Regions from separate parts of the Homo sapiens genome. Here region 1 is linked to region 2. A link is an interaction called in ENCODE POLR2A ChIA-PET data of the cell type or tissue named here. Cell type or tissue: Caco-2. All regions are shown on one strand. Each heading gives the region's core, and the rest is flanking DNA. Links, peaks and the distances in the headings are about the cores only. Region 1 overlaps RORA (RAR related orphan receptor A). Region 2 overlaps RORA (RAR related orphan receptor A).

Region 1 (9,930 bases), core at 1,729-6,728, 290 kb after region 2:
GGTTCTGGATCTTAAAAGCATAAAGCCCTGAAATCTTGAGTGGTTTGGTGGACCTCACAGCTCCTGAGCCACAGTGAAGTGGTCAAGATGGATGATCCTTGTGTGATAATACATTATGACTCATTATGATAAAGTGGCAATACAGAAAATGTGGGGACCAACTTGTAGGCAGAACTCCCGCTTGTATGCAGACAGATTTCAATGCTATGAGATGAGGGGAAGGAGGGAAGCAGCTAATGTGTTTAGTGTTACAGGATTACTACTAAATTTCTCAGTTGACTTATATGTTATGATATTCTTATGCAATAAAATTTTAAAAGATTTTAGGAAACAAAGCAAAACAAAATTTCCTCAGCCCTGATGATTATGAACTGACGTAAAAGGCATCATCATGATACATCATCTGTGACTATGGGTTGCCATATTTGTAGCCCCAAGATAGTTTGTCCCCAAATTGTTCAAATGCAGCTGAGGTGGCTGCTGACAGTGCATAAAACTAAATTCAATCCTCAATAATAGGAGGAGTCACAACTTGTCTTTGTCTCCAAAGAAAGATGATCCATTGAAGAATGTGTGTCAATTTTTGTAGTCATTTCGTTACCACGATCATGCTTTAACTCGAAGAAAGCACCACTGAATCCTGGAGTGCACTTTACATTATGAAACATTACAGTAAGCAGTTGATGTCCAACATGATTGCAATTAGAGCTTAGTGAAGCACAAGAAGGGACAATCCATGTAGGATGCATTAGTGTAACTGTGTTTGCCAGGAACAAGTTTTAACCTTTTGTACAGCTGTTGAGGGAAAGGTGCCAGTATTCCCTGTGAGAATACCTGTCAAGTTTGCATTTGAACAGGGAACACCTAGTTTATGTTTGTGAAGACCACTCCCTTTTTATGCTGAGCACCTTTGGGCATGTGTCAGCAAGGAGGTGTTAAGGCAGATGGGAAAAACAAATGCATGAGCTTCAAACCCAGCAGATTAGCAAGATTTGGAGAAATGGCAAGGCAGGAAAAGTTACAAAGAAATCACCTATTCCCATAACATAGAAATGTTGGAAAGTGACATTTGGAGAGTGAGAAGGGGATTATCTTTAAGAGGTAAAACTCAAAAGAAGGATGACTTTCTCCTATCCTGAAATGAGAAAATACATTCATTTTTCTTTTTGTCATCAAAGTATAAAGAACATGTTACCTATGTATCCTGCCTCTTATAAAGCTCCTGGAGAATAAATACTTTTTTTTTAAGTTGTGTTCACATATTTTATAGTGAGTTGAAATTTGGTAGGGGCAACTATAACATAAAGTAGGTATCCTGCCTCCTAATATTTTAATCCAGTCATCCAACATTTGACACATTTTTGGGGCACTGCTGTGTGCCAGGTGCCTGGGGTGCAATACTGAACACAAAGGACGGGCTTCAAGATGTGCGTGTATGGGATCTGTGTCACCACCTGCTACATGTATCTGTAGGGGCTGTGTGGGTAGGCAGGGGTCAGAGCAGAGAGCAATGTAGCAGAGGTTGCCCTTGGCCTTGGCCAAAGTTGATTGAGTCTTGAATGCTGGTACCCAAGCATTACTCCATCACTGTTTCTGAGGATGGTGTTACTGTCAGATTCTTAGAGTCCCCAGTCACCTCTGCCCCACCTCCAGCAACACAGGAGAAGAAAACCAGCCAAGCTAAGTGTTACTGGCCAAGAAAAGAAAGATATGGATAACTATTAAAAGAACATCTGTTTAACACCTTATCTGTGGCCTGTAGTAGTCTATTCCTAACTGATAATTAAAAATTGCCCTCGGTTACAAGCCCCATTCACTTCTCTATGACTTCTTAGTTTTAAGAACCAGAGTTTGGCTTGCCAAGAGTACAGCAGACTTCTTGAGCACCTCTTATCCCTAGCTGCCTCTCTATTTTTCCCCCATACCCACAGCAACACCCTGACATAGCCAGGCCCAGCCTCTGGAACAGTCCTGCCCAAACTTGGGCTTAGCAACTGTTATCAAGAACTGGATGAACTGAGGCCTCCTTCCCACCACAGGGCAAATCTGCCCATCGCCAGGTTTGAAGTTCTTAATGAAGACCAGGCTGAGAAGAAGCTCACAGTTTTAGGTTTCTCTCTCTCTCCCTCTTTCTCTCTCTCTCTCTCTCTCTCTCTCTCTCTCTGTCTGTATGTGTGTATGTGCGTGTGTGTGTGTATTTTTTCTTTACTCTTTCTTCCTTCCTTCCTGATTAATATAGCTCATCATCCACTGTGCTATGAATCTGTAACACGCATTGAAATTGGCCAATGACAGTTCTGCAGGCAGTCCCTCCGGGGGAGTCTATGGATAGGATGTTCTCCAAGAGGAATTCTCACTGTCACGTTCTGCCTTTTGCGCAGTTGCTTCCTCAGACCTTGCTGCCTTCAAAACTCAGTACAGAGTTCACCCTTTGCTCCTGTGTTTCTGTGGTAAAAATAGGGCCCCCAAATTTCAATGGACCAGGTATGATTTCTTTGCCTCAATTAGTGGACAAGCACTTAATGAAGACTGGGGCTGGGTGCTCTCCCTTGTATGAGTGATTGATTGATTCAACAAATATGAGCAATAAAATGGCACCTACTGTATACCAGGCACTGTGATGGGTTCTGTGACTATAACACTGAGCCAGACAGATACACTCCCTGTCCTACTGTACTCACTAGTAAAGAATACATATCATCATATCACCCCTGCCTCTGATAAGTTGTGCTAGGACAGAAAGGAGAGAAAGCTTGGGGCGATTGTGTTGTTGTGGGCTTTTTTGTTTGATTGATTTCAGAAGCAATTCTATATTGTGCAAGTCTTCCCCCAAATGCATTGTCTTTTATATGAATCTTGCCCATCATAGTAAAAGCATGTACATCAAGTCTTCTTCAATGTATTTTCTCTGAGAACTCAACCTGTTACTTATAGAGGTAGACGTGAGGCTGGTCTGAGAACAAGGGGGGTTTTGAGGACCAGGGGGTTTCCTACAGCCTTTCCCCTGACTCAGCAAACCTTGCAGCTAGTCGAGCTGAACCTGGATGTACCTCAACCACAGAACGCAGGTATGATCATTCTTATTTGTGCAACGCACAAGATTACTCAGGGAAAATCAGTTCATTTGTACCTGAGAAACTTTCTTTCCTAAGCTCTTTTCCTGAAATGCAGTTCTGACATGTTTGGGGTCTGTTTCTGTTCCAAGATCAGAATTTCTTAAACCCCATGACCCCTGGAATTCTTCACAACTTCCCCCAAACACCCCTCTGCTGCTCTTCCCGGCTCTTGTTTCTTTCTGAGCCTTCACAAGGACTCAAGGAATATTTTCTAACTTTTGGTTCACAACAGATACCAGTAAAACAACAAACAAATCAAAATTTCTCAATCCTCACCAACCAATGACAGCCCTCGTGCAACTGGGAGGTTGCCTGGCAGGTGTGGGAGATGAGATTTTAACAGACAACAAGGTGAGAGATGAGAGGGCAGACGCATGCGCTGGCATTAGTCTCACACACACTGAAGACGCGTCATAGCACCACCCTGAGCACACACACCCTTATGGGATTTGATCAACACTTTTATCAAATTGCTTAACACTGCCAATTCACATGTTCCCTAATTTACCTTGCTCTCGGTTGATCCCCAAACCACAAATACATATGTGTGCCTAAGTTTGTGCATGCATACATTAAACAGGACATAAAGTGTTTTATGCATGTGAGTGTATATATGTGGACAAAATTTGAGGTATTTTATAATGCTCTTCACATTGAGTTTTATAAGAGTCCAATAGAGGTGCATTTGCTTCTCCTGGAGCAATGGCACTTTTTAGAGGAACTAAATTCAGCACCCCCCAAATGAGACATGCTCATAACAATCATGCTTATAGGTTGCTCACATGTCAAGAGCTGGGGCACATGGGTGAATGGAGAGTGAGAAAGCAGAGTTATTTTCGAAGCAGCCCTCTCAACCTCCATCCACAGAACTCCATGCAGCTAAGGGGTTTCAGGCAGCAGGGCCTCGTCAGTCATTCCTTGCTCATTAACAAAAGGACTTGTCATCTGAAGAACTGGTTGCCATGCGTTGATTGTTAGGAGTTCAGGATAAACAGGTTTCAGCAGCGCACAAAGGTTTTTTGGCAAACAGAAAACATAAACAACTTCCTTATGAGCTAGGCTGGCAGGGAGCAGCTTCCCCGGACCTGGGCTATCGTGAGCTCACATTCTTCCTCCACCCACTGAAGATTGCTCCCTGTTGGTTTTGCTGGGTAAACGCAAATCCCATTATCAGCCTTCTCCTCCCCGGCTGCTGCTGGAGCCCCCGGTACAGAGTTACCTGCTTAGCAAGCTCCTGATAAGTCCTTGGAGGCCCCATCTCGTGAGACTTTGGGGCGAATCTTCCCTCCCCTTCTCATTTTACACTTGTTGCAAGGTGAGGGTTAGAGATACCGGCTGGGGTGTTATTCTTTCCTATTACTGGTTTCCCAGATAAGATAGGCAAACCTTCAGGACTTAGAAGCACTCGATCTCAAGGCTCCGTGGAGAAGAGAAGCCACCCAGTGCCCCTTTATCTATATCCCCTGACCCCAAGTGTGGTCAGCATGGGCTATTACAGGATTCAAAATACAGGAATCAGAGCCATCAGCTCTGCCAAGTGCACTAGCACTAAGATGAGGAAACACGAGAGAGCATTAGGACTTGGGTGGCTGTGGATAGTGGCAGCTGATCCACCACCAGGTTCTAGGAAGCAGAAAGGGGGCTGTGTGTGGGTTGACGCTGTTCTGTTTTCCCTGACAGCTCTTCAACCTGTAGCTCCCTGAGCAGGCTGTTCTGGTCTCAACTTGAGCACATAAACTGGGATGGAGCCACAGCCAAGAACTTTATTAATTTAAGGGAGTTCTTCTCTTTTCTGCTCCCTGCATTGAGAAAAGGTGCGTTATTTGAGAGCTTACTATGCTCCAGGCAGCTATATGTATGTAAGCATGTCAGTGTCTGTCTGCATGTGCGTGTGTATAATCTCATTTAAACCTTATGATTACTATAAATATTAAGTATCCTATTTCTTGAGAAAACTGAGTTTTAGATATTAAGCCATTTGCCCAGCACACATGGCTAGTGGGTGGCAGAGATGGGCTTGAACCTTATTCTGTCAAGCCCTGAAGACCTTGTTCTTTCTCCTGTGCCATGCTGCCCCCTCCCCACAAAGGGTCATAGAACCGACACAGAAGCCATGTCTTTATAAGCCAGATTGTCCGTGAACTGCATTCCAAACCCTTGAATGCTTTTCTTGGGACTTTCTCATCAATGCGCCCTATGAATGCCTCTTTTCCTCAAAAATACACAGAAACACTCCAAAAGAATCAACCTTAATGCTCTTTCCTACACAACTAGAACCTTCCAGAGGTTGCATTTGTACTGATTTGCCTTGCTGCTCCAATTTTTTTATTTCGATTTAGGGTCTACTATCTCCAGGTCTGCTCCCCTCAGCTGATGGCCCATGCTCCAAAATTGTCCTTCCTTCCTCCTCCCCAGCAGTCAATGCCAATGCTTGCATTTCCTCTGTGCGATTAGGAGGAAAGTACTCCATTAAGCCAAACTGTACTTAACTTCCTGAGATATTATCTTTTTCAACCGACAGGCATTGTAGCCTGTCAGCCTAAAAGGATGAATTTCTAATCACACAATTCTCTATTTTTCACTTAAATGTTCAAAAGTCCTGTAAGAATAAAGGATTTTACAAAGGAAAAAAAATGACCATTTTTTTACTAACCTACCAAAAAATTTCCAGTTTTCCTTTTTCATTTTTTATCATATATGTATGTCATTTTCATGTTTTTCCAATTATGGCATAGACTCAATGTTGTATTCTTTTTTTTTTCACATAATTTCCCCATATGAGATATCAGTTGTTTGTCTGAAAGAAAGGCTACTGAGGTTGCAGCAGAAATTTATTGTCCCATAAGGCCTTCCCATGAACTGTCTACCTGAGATTTTGAGGGTGCCCTTTTACCAAATAGTAAGAAGAAAGTCTTTCCCTTTGACACCTTTTTTTTTTTTCAGGTGACTTTGTGGCTGTAATCCTAACACACACACACACACACACACACACACACACACACACACACACAGATATCAAATTGAGATTTTGTGATTATTATTTTCTCTTATATATTAGTAATTTTTAGGATTTTCAAAAGAGTTCACAAAGAGACATTCATTTAATGAATGCCAGACGTGCCTGGCAATCTGGTGGGCATGTTACAGCAAGTTGTTGTATTTGAATCGTAGAACAACCCCGTGGAAAGGTACTATTACCCTCACAGGTGAGGAAATCAAGGCTCCCAAGGATGAAGTTCCCTGCCCAACTGACAAGCGACAGGACAAGATTCAAAGCTGGATCTGACTCCAGAGCTCTTTTTAATTTGTCACCGGGCTTTCTCTCCTTAGAAAAACCTTCACTCTAAAGGGTTAGTCTACATGTCATTTCCAAGGCACACCAGAGAAAATGTAACAAAGAGAAGGAAATAGAGAAGGTTTTATGGTCAAGTGACGCCCCTGTATATTACAGGCACACAGAGATACGAAACAAATGTAAATTTATTCAAATATTATGAGAGAGGCGGTTGTAGTGATACATGTTATACAGGAGACCTATTACTCATAATTGATTTTACTAATATTTTAGCATCTGACCTGTTTCTCTTAATTGAATTGAAATGACTTATGCAACACATTTGTTTTACTGACTTTGGAAAGATATAATCACCTTCACCTACACTTTAAATAGAATTAAAAAAAAAAATTCCTGAACAGTGGCCTTAAAGATAAGTAAAAAAAAAAATACAGTTTCCTTCTCTAGGAAATGCCTAGAAAATTGCAGTTATTTTGTTTTAAGGAGGAAAAAAAAGAAAAGGCATTTTGCACAATGATCAGTGAGGTCACCCTGAACGAAAATAAAATATGTCCATTAAACCCTTCCCAAGAATCACAGATTGAGTCACTCAGGAGAGTACTAGGAGACTGCTCTGCCCTTTTTAACTTAGTCAAAATTAGTAAATCCAAAGCCCTTAAAATATAAACTAATTTCATGTTTGCAGAAAATACTTTACCCCTGGGGACAGAGTAAAACAGAGAGAGAGAAAAAAAAAAAAAAAAAAAAAAAACAGAGAGAGAGAGAGAGAGATTCTTCTAGGTACAGAGGTGTCTCGGATTTCAGCTTCCGTATGACAGCAGGCTTGTTCTACCAAACTGCAGAGAATGCCAGTCTGCTGGGTTTGCTAATGCCTGGTCTAGCAATATACTAAGAATGACAATTCAGGAACATACCAGGGAATTGTTCGCTAAAGGAGGTAAAAATTATGACTCTAACCTCAGGCTTCAACTGGGCATACATCCACTAGTTTCTGCCCGGGGTTAGTTGAGGCTTGGAGGAACATGCCAAAAAGAGGGGAGGTTCATTTTTATTTTTCAAGTTGGCAGGTCTTGTCTTGGGAAGGAAACAGAATTGGTATACCAGCTTTAATGGATTATAAGATGACTGGGCATTGGACAAGGGCACAGGGGAAAAAAGGCAAGCAAAAAGAAAAAAATTATTTTTGAGAACTTGCAAAAAATCAGTCTTGCTGGCCAGTCCTGGCCCTAGGTTGACATCTGTTGTATGTTAGTTTCCAATGTGTCTGTTTCTTAATACATGATCTCAGAACTTCAGTGATAGCATCCAAGGAAAAATTAGAAAATGAGCTTGAGGAAACATTTCTCTGGGTTCCTTCTCCCTGTGCCCAACAGGGAAAGAGCCGATAGAAGCCCTGCCTAGTCTAACTTGAGGCCACCCATTGGCTGGTAGGACTAGGATGAAACATCAGCACCTTTAATGTGGGGTTGAAAAACGGAATGCCAGGAAGTTAAAAGGACTTAGGGGAAAATGTCCTTTGGCCTTCCGCTGCGTGACAGGATTCTGAAGTGGCAGCTAGTGAGCAGAGTAGACTCAGTTAGTCCAGTCAGAGGAAAAAAGCAGCAAAACCAGAGGACCAACATCAGTAATATCTTTGAGTGCAGTGATGAAAGAGTGAGGATGGCTCTGCCAGAAAGGCGGGTCTCTCCATCAGGTTTCCCAAAGCAGCTTGTGTCTATGGCCAGCTGTCAGAGGAAAGGAGCCCTGCCTATTGGCTGGTATTTATTGAGCACCTACTAGGTGCTAAGAGTTCTCTAGACTCCTCGTGCAAAGAAGACTCCACCTTTTTTTTTTTTTTTTTTTTTTTTTTTTTTGCAAAACTCAAGATTGTTTGAGGTAAAGATACATGTTGATTTTGCTTTCTACCAAGACAAAGAAAATGCAGAATAGAATTATTAAAAAGATGCATTTTCATATCACTAGAAAACTCGTAGTACATAAACACAGAAGACTTTGAGGAAGGTTAAAGCTATGGCAAATCGAATCCCTTTTTCATTCTACTCATGTCCTATTCTGGGGCTGATTCAGTGCTGGAAACATGGTAGGATATGAAATGAACAACCAAGGGTTAGAGACAGAAGATATTGAAACAAGGGTCTAGCCACTCCTGCTATGGAGATTCCCTTGGAGATCTTCTGAGGTCTGAGAGATTGAACCCATTCAAGAGGAAAGAATTTTCCATTCCCCACTGTCTATGTAATAATACCCAGCCTGGCAGAGTGAAGATAATTGAGCGGCAATAGAAATTTTATTTACCTCCAAATGCAAATTCCCTTTAACTTGTCCCTACTTAGAATACGTTCTTTCTCCCTTTGTTTGAAATTAGGAAAGACCACTGGCCCATACACTTTAGGTGACATGACTTCTTAGCTTTATCTACTACGAACTTTTTATTATCTTCTGATTTTTCTACCTTGCACAAACCAAAACACTCTCAGTCCTGAGGAGTTATCGACAATGATCTGCATGAAAACAGAATCATTTTCTAAAGTCTCTATATTTTATCTCCACAATGCAATTTATCCACATGGCACTTGAATGAAATTCAAAGTTTGTATTTGGATGGTCGCCCTGGATTGGACACAGTCCTAAAGAGCCTCTCTGATCCTTTTGGTTTTTGGGGTTTTTTTTCCTTCTCTCTCTCTCTCTCTGATCTCAGTGTTATTGCTCAATTGTGCTGTTTCTATCACTGCCTACTTAGTAACAGCAATGGGGAACAAGCCTTAAAAGTGATCACCTATCATATATACCTATATATTTTTCTTCTGCTGGTCTCATAAAAAACTACCAGTCATTTATTTCATCTCACTTATTGTCGATCAGTCCCGCATTTTTCACCTCCTTACCGTGATTTTCTTTGTGCTGTGGTTCCCAGCCACAGCCCGCTTCCTGCTGAATTAAACTGCAACCCAGACAAAACCAAAGAGCACGTCTCTCCCAAAGTTCACTCAGAAGGTCACCCCTGGTGAGATGGACATTGCAGATGTGCTAGAAAGATGAGAGGCTGCTTTGATGAAACCTGCGTCTGTTCTTTGCTCCTGGTCCTCAGAGTGGAAGATCGGATGGATTGCCATTGCCTTGCATTATTTAAGACTTTTGATGAGCACCTCCCATCAAAATTCCCCACAGACCCTGGACTGTGTGTGTGTAGTGTGTGTGTGTGTGTGTGTGTGTGACTTACACGACACTTTAGAATGATTGAGATGTTCAAAAGGACATTGCCACGTGAGCTCTTTGCAGGGCTCACATTCCATTAGGTTGCCCTTCCTTAAGGTCTCTTGGTGGCCCTTCTGTTCTATTTGATGGCAATTTCTGTTCATTCCAGATTGTATTAAATCTCTTTAGCAGCTTCAAACGGCTCTCTCGAGCTGCAATTTTAGCATGTGGGTGCTGATCACATCAGTCCCTGGACTTTTGTTATTTTTTCACGCCTTTGATGGTTTTCCTCCCTGCTTCTGTTTTCATTGGCTCCTACTTTCA
Region 2 (9,930 bases), core at 2,165-7,164:
TAGCCTTGTTTCTGCCCTCCTGGGACTTAAAATCCAGAGGAACATATTGGGCTGGAAAAAGCTGAGTTTTTAGAATTAGATAGGCTAGTGTTCAAGTTCTGGTGTGGCTACTTTCTAGCTGGGCAATCTTGGGTATGATAGATAGTCTCTCTGATCTCCCCTCCTCATTCGGAAAGGCATGATCACCATGACCATCTGGTAGGATTTCTTGTGAGTACCGAAATGAAAGGTGGAAGCATTTGGCCCAATACCCAATAAGTGCCAAAGAAACATTAGTGCCCTCCCCTTCACCAAAGCTTCTTCCTGGATGGCCCACTGACCCCCGGTGTCCTCTGATATTTCTGGGGTCTTTCAGAAGGTGAGTAATCACTTTACGATGTCTGAGATTTTTAGTCTTGACTGCTTTTGTTTCCTAAATGATGGAACTCCCAAGCCTTGGTTTCCAAGGATTTGCTCTCCATTTCTTTATCACATTCACAGATTACTTCCCAGTCAAGTGAGATGTTCAATAGAAAATTTATTCCGGGACACTGTGGTTTTAGTGCACAGTTAAAGAAAAAAAACATGGGAAAGAAGCCAGCTGGACTATGAAATATTCATTTGCATCACAAATATTTACTGCGTTCTGTGTGCCAAGTACTGTGATAGGTCTTGGAGGCAGAACAGTGGACATGGTAGATAAAAGTCAAATCCCGAAGGCAATTCCATAAACCACAAATAGAAAGCACACCTTTGTATTTCTTGTCATGGCTATAGATCTGACTGGGGTTGTATGTAAGGAGGAGTGGCTGCCTGGTTCTCACAAAGCATGGTGGTGGACTTAATGAATTCATTCTCTGTGGCTAGGAGCCTGCATTCCCCCTCACCTCCCCATGGGCAAGCACTTTGGGAAAGCCCTTTCCCCAAAGCCTCCCACCCTTTCTCTCGCAGTCTGACATTGCAGTTTACATTTGGTGCTTCTTGAGTCCAAAACAATTTCTTAATTCAACAAATGATCACACATCATTCCCTGACTGTGTAAAGTACAGCAAATTAGCACAGCCAAAGCAGGAAATATTTGCTCTGAACGTGCACCCGTCTTTGTTTTCACAGCCTCTTCCCAGTCAATGGAGTGCAGATCATCTATTGCCAGACACCATGGTATACACTAGAGTTACAGAGGTGAAGAGGCACGGTCCCTTTCATACAAAAGTCAGTGTGAAAGGGAGACAGACATTAACAGAAACACTTAATCCACCGGACTGAGTTCCATAGGAAGCAGTGACATGGCAAAAGGAGTGGTCAATTGTTTGGAGGGAACTATGAGATGGAAAAAACAGGAAAGATAATTTTCAAAAGACAAAGCAGCATGCATATAAGGGCATAAATATTTTTTGTTGAGACCCCCTTTAATAGACTCTAACTCTACAGTTGTTACTTTGACACCCTATACAGTAAATCCATAGTATTTAAGCAGATTCTATAGTCATCCAAATATTTGCCCATAGCCATTCTTTAACCGTGTCTGCTGCTAACAAATGCCAGCAAAGCACAGCATTGTCTTTGTTTTAACATTTCCCTTAAAATAGGGCCACCTTTCTGTTTTCCACCTGACTCACAGTGAAACAGAAAGACCTGGAATGAAGTAAGTCATTTGGTGCCCTGAGATAAAGGACAGCACAGCCTGTCACGTGGCAGTCACGGGGGAAGTTGTACTGACAGTCTCTTAGAAATGCAAAAACAATAAGGGCACTTGGCAACCAGAATGGAATACCAAGACGTTGGCCAATTTCCTCTAGGCTTTCCTGGGAGAGGTGGCTGTAGGAGGCTGGGGTGGAGGGGCTGATCACAGGCTTGCTCTACTGGCTCTAGAAACCAGAGGTGTAACTGGGAGCTCTCTGTAACTTTCCAGGTGGTGAGCATAGAGGCTATGGACATGGCAGGGATTTCCATGTCCACACCAAGGGCCCCTCCCTGAGCCTGAGCACGAGGTGGTGAGCTCTGAGCTCACTCCTGAATCCCAGCACATAATCACTCAGAAGCCAGGGAAAGAGGAAGTCCTCCAAAGCGTGGCTGCCCTTACCCAGTGTTTTGTGGAGCCTACTTTAGGCAGATTATCAGTAAGAATAAACCCTATAGTGCTATAATGGGCAAGCAGTGATACCTTTTCAAAGCACTATTTTTTTCAAATTGAACTTGTTTCTAAAACTAAATTATGGTAATGGTTGTACTACTCTATACATTTACTAAAAATCATTAAATATCATTAAATTGGATGCTTATAATGTGTGGATTTTGTGGTATATAAACTATGCCTCAGTAAAGCAGTTGTAAAAAATTTTTAAATCACACCTGTTAATGGATTCCCCAAACACTGTTTCTCTAGCACCTAGAGGTGGTGATTTTTTTTGTTGTGTTTTGTTTTGTTTTGTTTGTTTGTTTGTTTGTTTTGAGATGGAGTCTTGCTCTGTCACCCAGGCTGGAGTGCAGTGGCACGATCTTGGCTCACTGCAAGCTCCGCCGCCCGGGTTCCTGCCATTCTCCTGCCTCAGCCTCCTGAGGAGCTGGGACTACAGGCGCCTGCCACCATGCCTGGCTAATTTTTTGTATTTTTAGTAGAGATGGGGTTTCGCCATGTTAGCCAAGATGGTGTCGATCTCCTGATCTCGTGATCCACATGCCTCGGCCTCCCAAAGTGCTGGGATTGCAGGTGTGAGCCACCATGCCCGGCGAGGTGGTGATTTTTTTGTTTTTTTGTTTTGTTTTGTTTTGTTTTTTTGAGGCATGGTCTCCCTCTATTGCCCAGGCTGGATGGAATAGAGTGGTGCAATCATAGCTCACTGTAGCCTTGAACTCGTGGGCTCAAGCGATCCTGTCATCTCAGCCTCCCAAGTAGCTAGAACGACAGATGCAGCCCCCCCACATCTGGCTATTTTTTTCTCTTTCTTTCTTTTTTTGTAGAGGCAGGGTTTTGCCATGTTGCCCAGACTGGTCTGAAACTCCTGGCCTCAAGCAATCCTCCCACATGGGTCGCCCAAAGTACTGGGATTATAGGCGTGAGCCACTGCACCTGGTCTGGTTCAGAGAGTTTAACAGGCATTGCCTTAAGCAAAATATTGGACAAACTGAGGAGTTTCTAATATGCCTGTTGTGCCCTTTCTCCACCTCTGTGACCTTCCCTCAAATCAGTTACTGGGCAGGTTGTGGTGGCTAATGTCTGTAATCCCAGCACTTTGGGAGGCCAATGGGGGCAGATCACTTGAGGTCAGGAGTTCGAGATCAGCCTGGCCAACATGGCAAAACCCTGTCTTTTTTGTATTTTGTAAAAATACAAAAAAAAAAAAACTTAGCCAGGTGCACGTCTGTAATCCCAGCTATTTGGGAGGCTGAGGCACGAGAATCACTTGGACACAGAAGTTGGCAATTGCAGTGAACCGAAATTGCACCATTGCACTCCAGCCTGGGGGACAGTGCGAGACTGTTTCAAAAAAAAAAAAAAAATCAAAAATCCGTTACCTGACACTTTTCTCTTTTAGCCCTTCTTTCTCCCAAAACGAATTGCTTAGTATTTTACTTACTCATTAAAGAATGCGTCCTTGGCTTTTTAATATATTTGCACTTTAAACCTGTCTTTCATTCTAGAATGATTTTTAAAATCCTCATTCAAGGATTTAAAACCTTAAGGGAAGGGATAGAAGGGTAGTGAAGAAGAAGGGCTTTCCCCTAAGATCCTAGAAATCACAACAGGAAGGCAACTATCTATTTTGTCCGCCAGTAAAGTCAACTGACTGAGTATGACAGAAAATTGGGTTGATCTGATGTTCTCAAACATGGCCGTGGAAATGGCCTTGAGAGCAGAAGGTGTGTTGAAGACTAGTCCAGGCATTCCATCAGTCCACCAGTGAATCAGATACAACTAGGAGCTTCCGTCACAGAGGAGCTTACTGTAGTTACAAAAACAGCCAGAGTCAGCCGGGCACAGTGGCTCATGCCTGTAATCCCAGCACTTTGGGAGGCTGAGGCAGGTGAATCACCTGAGGTCAGGAATTCGAGACCAGCCTGGCCAACATGGTGAAATCCTGTTTCTACTAAAAATACAAAAAAAAAAAAAAAAAAAAAAAAAAAAAAAAAAAAATTAGCTGGGCATGGTGGTGGGCGCCTGTAATCCCAGCTACTCAGGAAGCTAAAGCAGGAGAATCATTGAACCTGGAAGGCGGAGGTTGCAGTGAGCCAGGATCGCGCCATTGCACTCTAGCTTGGGCAACAATAGCAAAACTCCATCTCAAAAAAAAAAAAAAAACCCAAAAAACAACAACAACAAAAAAAAAACAGCCAGAGCCTCATAAAGATGATTTATGTCCATGGAGAGAAGTGTGAACTCCTAAATATTGACATGACTGACAGTGTGGGGATGAATTCAATTAGTTGTTACAGTATCACTCTTTTAACCTTTAAAAGCATTTTGCATGTATCAAGAGAGAAGCCATGTGATTCCATGGAGAAAATGAGATGGAACTAGCCAATCTGGGTTTGTACCTTGTCTGTTTCTCTCTAAGTTCTTTGTGAATTTAGATGAGCCACCTAAACTCTCTGAGTCTCAGTCCTCCCATGTCTAAAACGGGACCCCCAACTTCACAAAGTTGTTTTGAGGTAGATGGTGTTAACCTGCTTCCACATACTGCAGAGAATAACTGTGATTGAATAAGAGGAGTATTTCACTAGTTAAAATGCTCTACTCTATTTACTTGATCTTCCAAATAATTTTCTGAAAAAAGATACCGCAGATGGCTATTACTATCTGATGGCAAAGAAAAACAGTAGTGGCTAAGTGACTTGCCTGGGATTAATATTCACATTTCCTGATAAGAATAGGGCTTTCTGGAAGCCAGCATTTTTAAGATTCTGGGTTAGTTTCCACTGTGGTTTAGGGAATCCAGTCAGGGGATGTCAACATTGACATTTCCCCTTCCAATTAGTCTCAAGAGTTCACATATCTCACTCTGTTCAATACAACCTGGAGTGTAATCATTTGTTGGTAATAACCTAGCCCTTGTTTAGCCTCATGGATCTGACTCTGAACCTGGACATCCTATGGACAAAAACACCACTTGCTTTTTATTGGCATGTTGGGTAGAATGGCTCCACACAGCCAGGAAACAATTTTATTTTTCCCCTTTGCAACTCAATTATGAGGCTGAAGGGCACATATAGATTTTTCTGCAGGAATCAAAGGGCTTTCAGGCTTACTTGATGAGTAGATTTCTGCATCACCTCCGTGGTAAAGGGTTAGCTGCTTTTAAGAGGCAAAAATGCCCAGACTGAAATAAAGAAGGAAAAAAAATAATAATACATTCCAGACCACCTTGTAAAAAATAGGTAGGCGTTCTCAATCTTGGCCTTTCACTCCAGTCCCACTTGAGGCCACTCTCTTTCCAGAGGCTCTATGGAACAACAAGGGTGGTGAGAACGCTGAATTAGGAGGCAAAAGCCCATGCTAGTGTTCTGTCCCCTAATGTGACCCACGCTTAGTGGGGATCCTGTTCAGAACCTTCAACCTGCTCTTCCTCTGTCTCTCTGCCTATAAAATGAGGGAAGTAGATTGGCTACTTTAACAAATCTCCCCTTTATAAATAACTTGTGACTCTATTTTCTATGGTTTTTTTTCAGAGTACATCTTTCTCCATTTATTTATGTGTGTGAGGGTTCAATCGTTCGATAAAGGCTATGTTTGAGAGAAGATGGAAAGGCATGGAATAAGTTTTGATCTTGGGTTTACTGCTAACATTGACTTTTCCCGTTAGCCCACCTAGGTTCTAAAGAGCTAGTATCCAGAGCTTTGACACATGGGGTGCCAGGCTTTGTTTCTCTGTTAAAATCCCCCAAATTTCCTGACTCCTCAGAACAGCTCAGCTCAGCTGGGAGTCTGTGGCTGAGGCTGGCCGAGACATCAGCAGAGTACCTGGAATGGAACTCCAAGCAGGTCGAAGCTTGGGAGCCAGTGTCCTTGCAGTCTGAATATTTGGGGTGGAGAGAGGTAACTCTGTTATGCTCACCGCTGGGACCACAGCAAGAATTCCTTTGCCACCATTTCTCTAGTCAGGCGGAGCTGTCCAGGGTTCAGGTGGCTTTCCAGGACATGCTTCAACTTGCCTGGAGATGGGTGGTGTGAGCAGATCCCTGGGTGTCTCTCTCTGGAGGTAATAATGACAAAGAGGTTTAGCCACTGAGGGAGAAATGCATCCCCAGGTCTGAGGGGATATCCCTTTTCTTCAAACAATCCCTGGGTTGTTTGTCTACAGTAGAACTCTCTTTAATAAAAAAAAAAAATGAAATGAAATAAAAATAAAGTAAAAGAACGCCCATCTTCAGTATACCAAGCAGCATGCAGGGCATAATCGCCTCAATTCTTGGTATCTGGCACAATGTTCAGTTGGCAGAACCACGCTTTCTGTGGGGGTAATAAGCTTAATATTTAGCCTGCATTACTGGGGCAGTGGTGAAGGGAGGGGGACAAAATGGGAGAGAGACCACTGTAGAAATGGATATTGAATTCCAAGTATTATTGTTGGAATCTCTGGAGAAAATGGCTCCTGAACATACAGGATTTTCAGTACAGTTTAAAAAAGGAATGACTCTTCTGGTTTTTCCATTTACTGTAGCTTCCCAAAGCTTATTTTTAGTAGCACTAATAGTGCCGCCTACCCCTGTACTCATTTTCTACAGATTTGAAAATTTGGTATTATCCTGTCTCTCCAGAGGTGCCTTCTATTTCTAAAACATTAGTACCATGGAGGGGGGAAAATAGGGCATTTTCTGAGAGAAAGGAGCCTTGGATATTTGCATTCCATTTTGATTAGTATTTTTTGTTTCTCTCAGTTCATTCAGAATCAAGGGAAAACATATTTAAATGGATATAATGTGATGCCAAGTGCCTCTGGACACCAAAAGCGCCCCCTCCACACACACCCTACGGTCAGCTCAGGCATGAAGGTGCATGTCCCCTCAAGGCCAGGCTAATGGTGGCCCTGACTCAGAGGCAGGCCTCACCAGCATGGATCAACTATAAACTAAACTGCAGAAGGCACTCATGCCCTGGGTGAGCTATGGGCAGAGAAAAACTCAGGAGCCCCAGACACATGTGGTCAGTGTGTATCTGGGTGGAGGCGGGACGTTCCGAGCATTGGAGCTGACCCCATGCACAGCCTCACAGGCTGGAACCAGGCGTCTTTGAGTGGAAGAAGTCAAGGGAGTCCCATTAGAGAAGGACCCTCTGTGTTCACTGTGCACCTGGGAGCAAGGTTTCTCACAACAGACTCTGCTGCTGAAAAATTAGTGTTTGAGTTCTAACTGGAGTTACAGACCTTGGTGACTTTGCATAGCCCTCTTGACAAGCGGGGCAGCCTTGCCAAATGACACATGGGAAGTGGAGGGTGTGCAGCAAATGCTATTTGTACGTGTTGGCTCTGGGAGTGGCAGAGTATTTCTGAGAAAAAAAACGCTAAATGTGGGCATCCTCAGCCCAGGGCTCCTCCTTTTATCAAGAGATGGCTTTGTGACAACATGGGTGCCTGAGTCCTAACAGGCACATTACAGGTGAAGTTTTGAGAAAGTATTGCTGTGTTAAATTTCCACATATGGCCTCTTCTAGCACGAATAATTCACAAATGAAGAGCCTAAAATGTTACATCTGGAAGTGACTTGAGATATCTTCTAATCTAGCTTGTTATGTAATCAAGAGCACGGAGCCCAGAGAGGGAATGTCAAGGTCAAGGTCACCCAGCTGGTGTCTGGTCTGAGTGGATGGCCCCTGACTCCTGACTCCTCTTACATTGCTCTTTCCACTGACTTTTGAAAGTGACAGATGGAATGGCCACCAGGACATGAGAGACATTTAGAGAGACATCTATTCCATGAATCCCCAATGACTGCCCCTTGCCTTTATCTTGCCTCCAAGCCTCTTCTTCCATACTCTTCTGTGCCGTGTAGCCCTGAACAAGCTGCTTCACCTCTCTGTACCTTGTTTACCTCATGTATGAAAGGCAGATGATGTTGATGATGATGGTGGTGATGATGATAATGTTGGTGGGGGGCTGAGGATGATGATGATACCTCCCTCCCAAAGTGATTATGTGTCAGAACGAGCCTCAGAGTCAGAAAATCGGGTTCAAACCCTGGTGCTCCCTCCTTCTAGCTGCTTGGAGCATTTTGAGTCACACACTCACTCTGAGCCTCAGTTTCCTTGGTTTTAAAATAGAGGAAATAATTCCTAACTCATAAAGTTGTTATGAGGATTAATTGACAAACTATAGATGTACAGCTCTTAGCTCAAATGCTCAATATATAGCCCCTGGTATTACTACAATTGCCAATAATAATAATGAGTTTGAAAAATGCAGGTACAAGTTTTTTTATAATCTGAATGTACAATAAAAATCTTAGTTATTATTAACCACCGTGGCCGTAGTATCCATCCCAAGCTATCAGTAAGATTTCTGCATAGCTAGCCCCTGGATTGGCCAGGGCTGGGTACTAGATTGGCTTCCTAAAATTCCTTAAATCACTTGTTTGCCTCTGATACAGTCTGGCTATTTCTGACACGGCCAAAGAGACCACAGAGGGCATTAAGCTGCAGAAGAGAAACTACAAACAATATCTGAGAGAGGGAGAGATTTCCTAGAATGGCTGCGACCACCTCCCTGCCAGTTTGATTTCCTGTGCAGCTGTGTGTGTTGAAAAGATTGATGTGGGCACGACCTTTAGACCCTGTTTGAAAATTACACATACAAATGGTACTTTAATGGTACATGTGGTAGTTGGGGGGTTGTGTTAATTACATTTGAATAGAGAGATGGTGATAATTCACTAGCTCAGCCCCTGGTAGTTAATTTTGTTACATCTAGGGGAAAATTCTGTTGGGGTCTATGAGTAGCTGTGGTGCAATTAGGCAGCAAGAAGGTTTTTGTCGGTACAGTTGCTATTGATTAGTATTTACTTTAAAAAGAGTAAAAGCTATTCCCTCGCGCCAGGGCTGCCTAATCTGTCAGAAGAAGAGGCTACATGTTTCACAGACGCATAGCAGGCTTGTTCATATATTATGAAGCCCCCGAAAAGAGAGTCCAGTATAAAAATCTTCCCAACTGGTTTTAATGATGCTCAAGTAAAAGGGATATACCACAGACAAGATCTCATTAAAAGAGAGAAGTCTTTTTGTAGATTTGCTGATTTATTTATGAAACACCTCTGAAATATTTATAAATGCTTTCCTGATATTTATCTGAAAATACATTTTAGGGCTTCTTTGGTAGAAGAGAGGGGGAGAATAAAGGATGATGAGGGTGGAAGAACAAGGTGAATTCAGCACCATTTCTTTCAGTAGCAAGGAAAGGGATATCCTAGGGTATAGGAACATGTCACTAGGGGGTGCCCCAAGAACCAGGCCGGCTCTAACCTGCTCAGCACAGGTGACCCTACTTGCTTGGATCTCTTAAACAGAAGCAATGGCAATCACAAGTGCTCTGTTTAATTTTCCTGACAGAACCGGGGCAGATACAGACGCTCTTGAGGGCTTTATCACTTCCTTCACTTTTAGAGCTATTTATTAATTGAAATAATAGTTATGCTACCCCTTGCCTCAGACCTACTTTCATCTGTTTAGCAACTGCTTTCTATGAAACACAAAAGAGCTCAGCAATGACACTCGTGTCTTAATTAACCATTGAATACCTTATAGAGCAGCTGTCACAACTCTTGTCACTTGAAAGGAAGCACAGTGGTCCCTGTTTAAAAAGAAAAAAAAATACACAGAAAAAAAAGTTGATCTAATGAGCTGTCTTTGACATTTCTTAAGAATTGCATATTTTATCATCATGCTTTGCACTCATATAACGATGCAAATTAAGGAACCTCTGGCTGCTCTGGAGAAAAAACAGTGAATTTACATTTCTCCCAACT

The links. ChIA-PET counts read pairs that join two places held together with the same protein. Peaks named below come from ENCODE experiments on the same cell type or tissue, not always from the same donor. Only the 100,000 strongest peaks of a DNase experiment are listed, where the experiment ranks them.
Region 1: POLR2A ChIA-PET joins it to region 2 with 5 read pairs; 2 of 35 experiments call an interaction of 5 or more read pairs at or near these places.

Annotation. Positions count from the first base shown.
Region 1 is chr15:60,609,894-60,619,823 of GRCh38, reverse strand. The region is part of intron 2 of RORA (RAR related orphan receptor A); the gene reads left to right. The region is part of intron 5 of RORA-AS1 (RORA antisense RNA 1); the gene reads right to left. Among named protein-coding and RNA genes, the nearest start is that of RORA-AS2, 67 kb to the left of the region's middle. In Caco-2, for the core only: no CTCF peak of the experiment used is centred there; a DNase peak (open chromatin) is centred at 4,303.
Region 2 is chr15:60,905,254-60,915,183 of GRCh38, reverse strand. All of the region lies in intron 1 of RORA (RAR related orphan receptor A), which reads left to right. Among named protein-coding and RNA genes, the nearest start is that of RORA-AS4, 150 kb to the right of the region's middle. RefSeq lists enhancers at 5,746-6,945, 7,452-7,953. In Caco-2, for the core only: no CTCF peak of the experiment used is centred there; no DNase peak of the experiment used is centred there.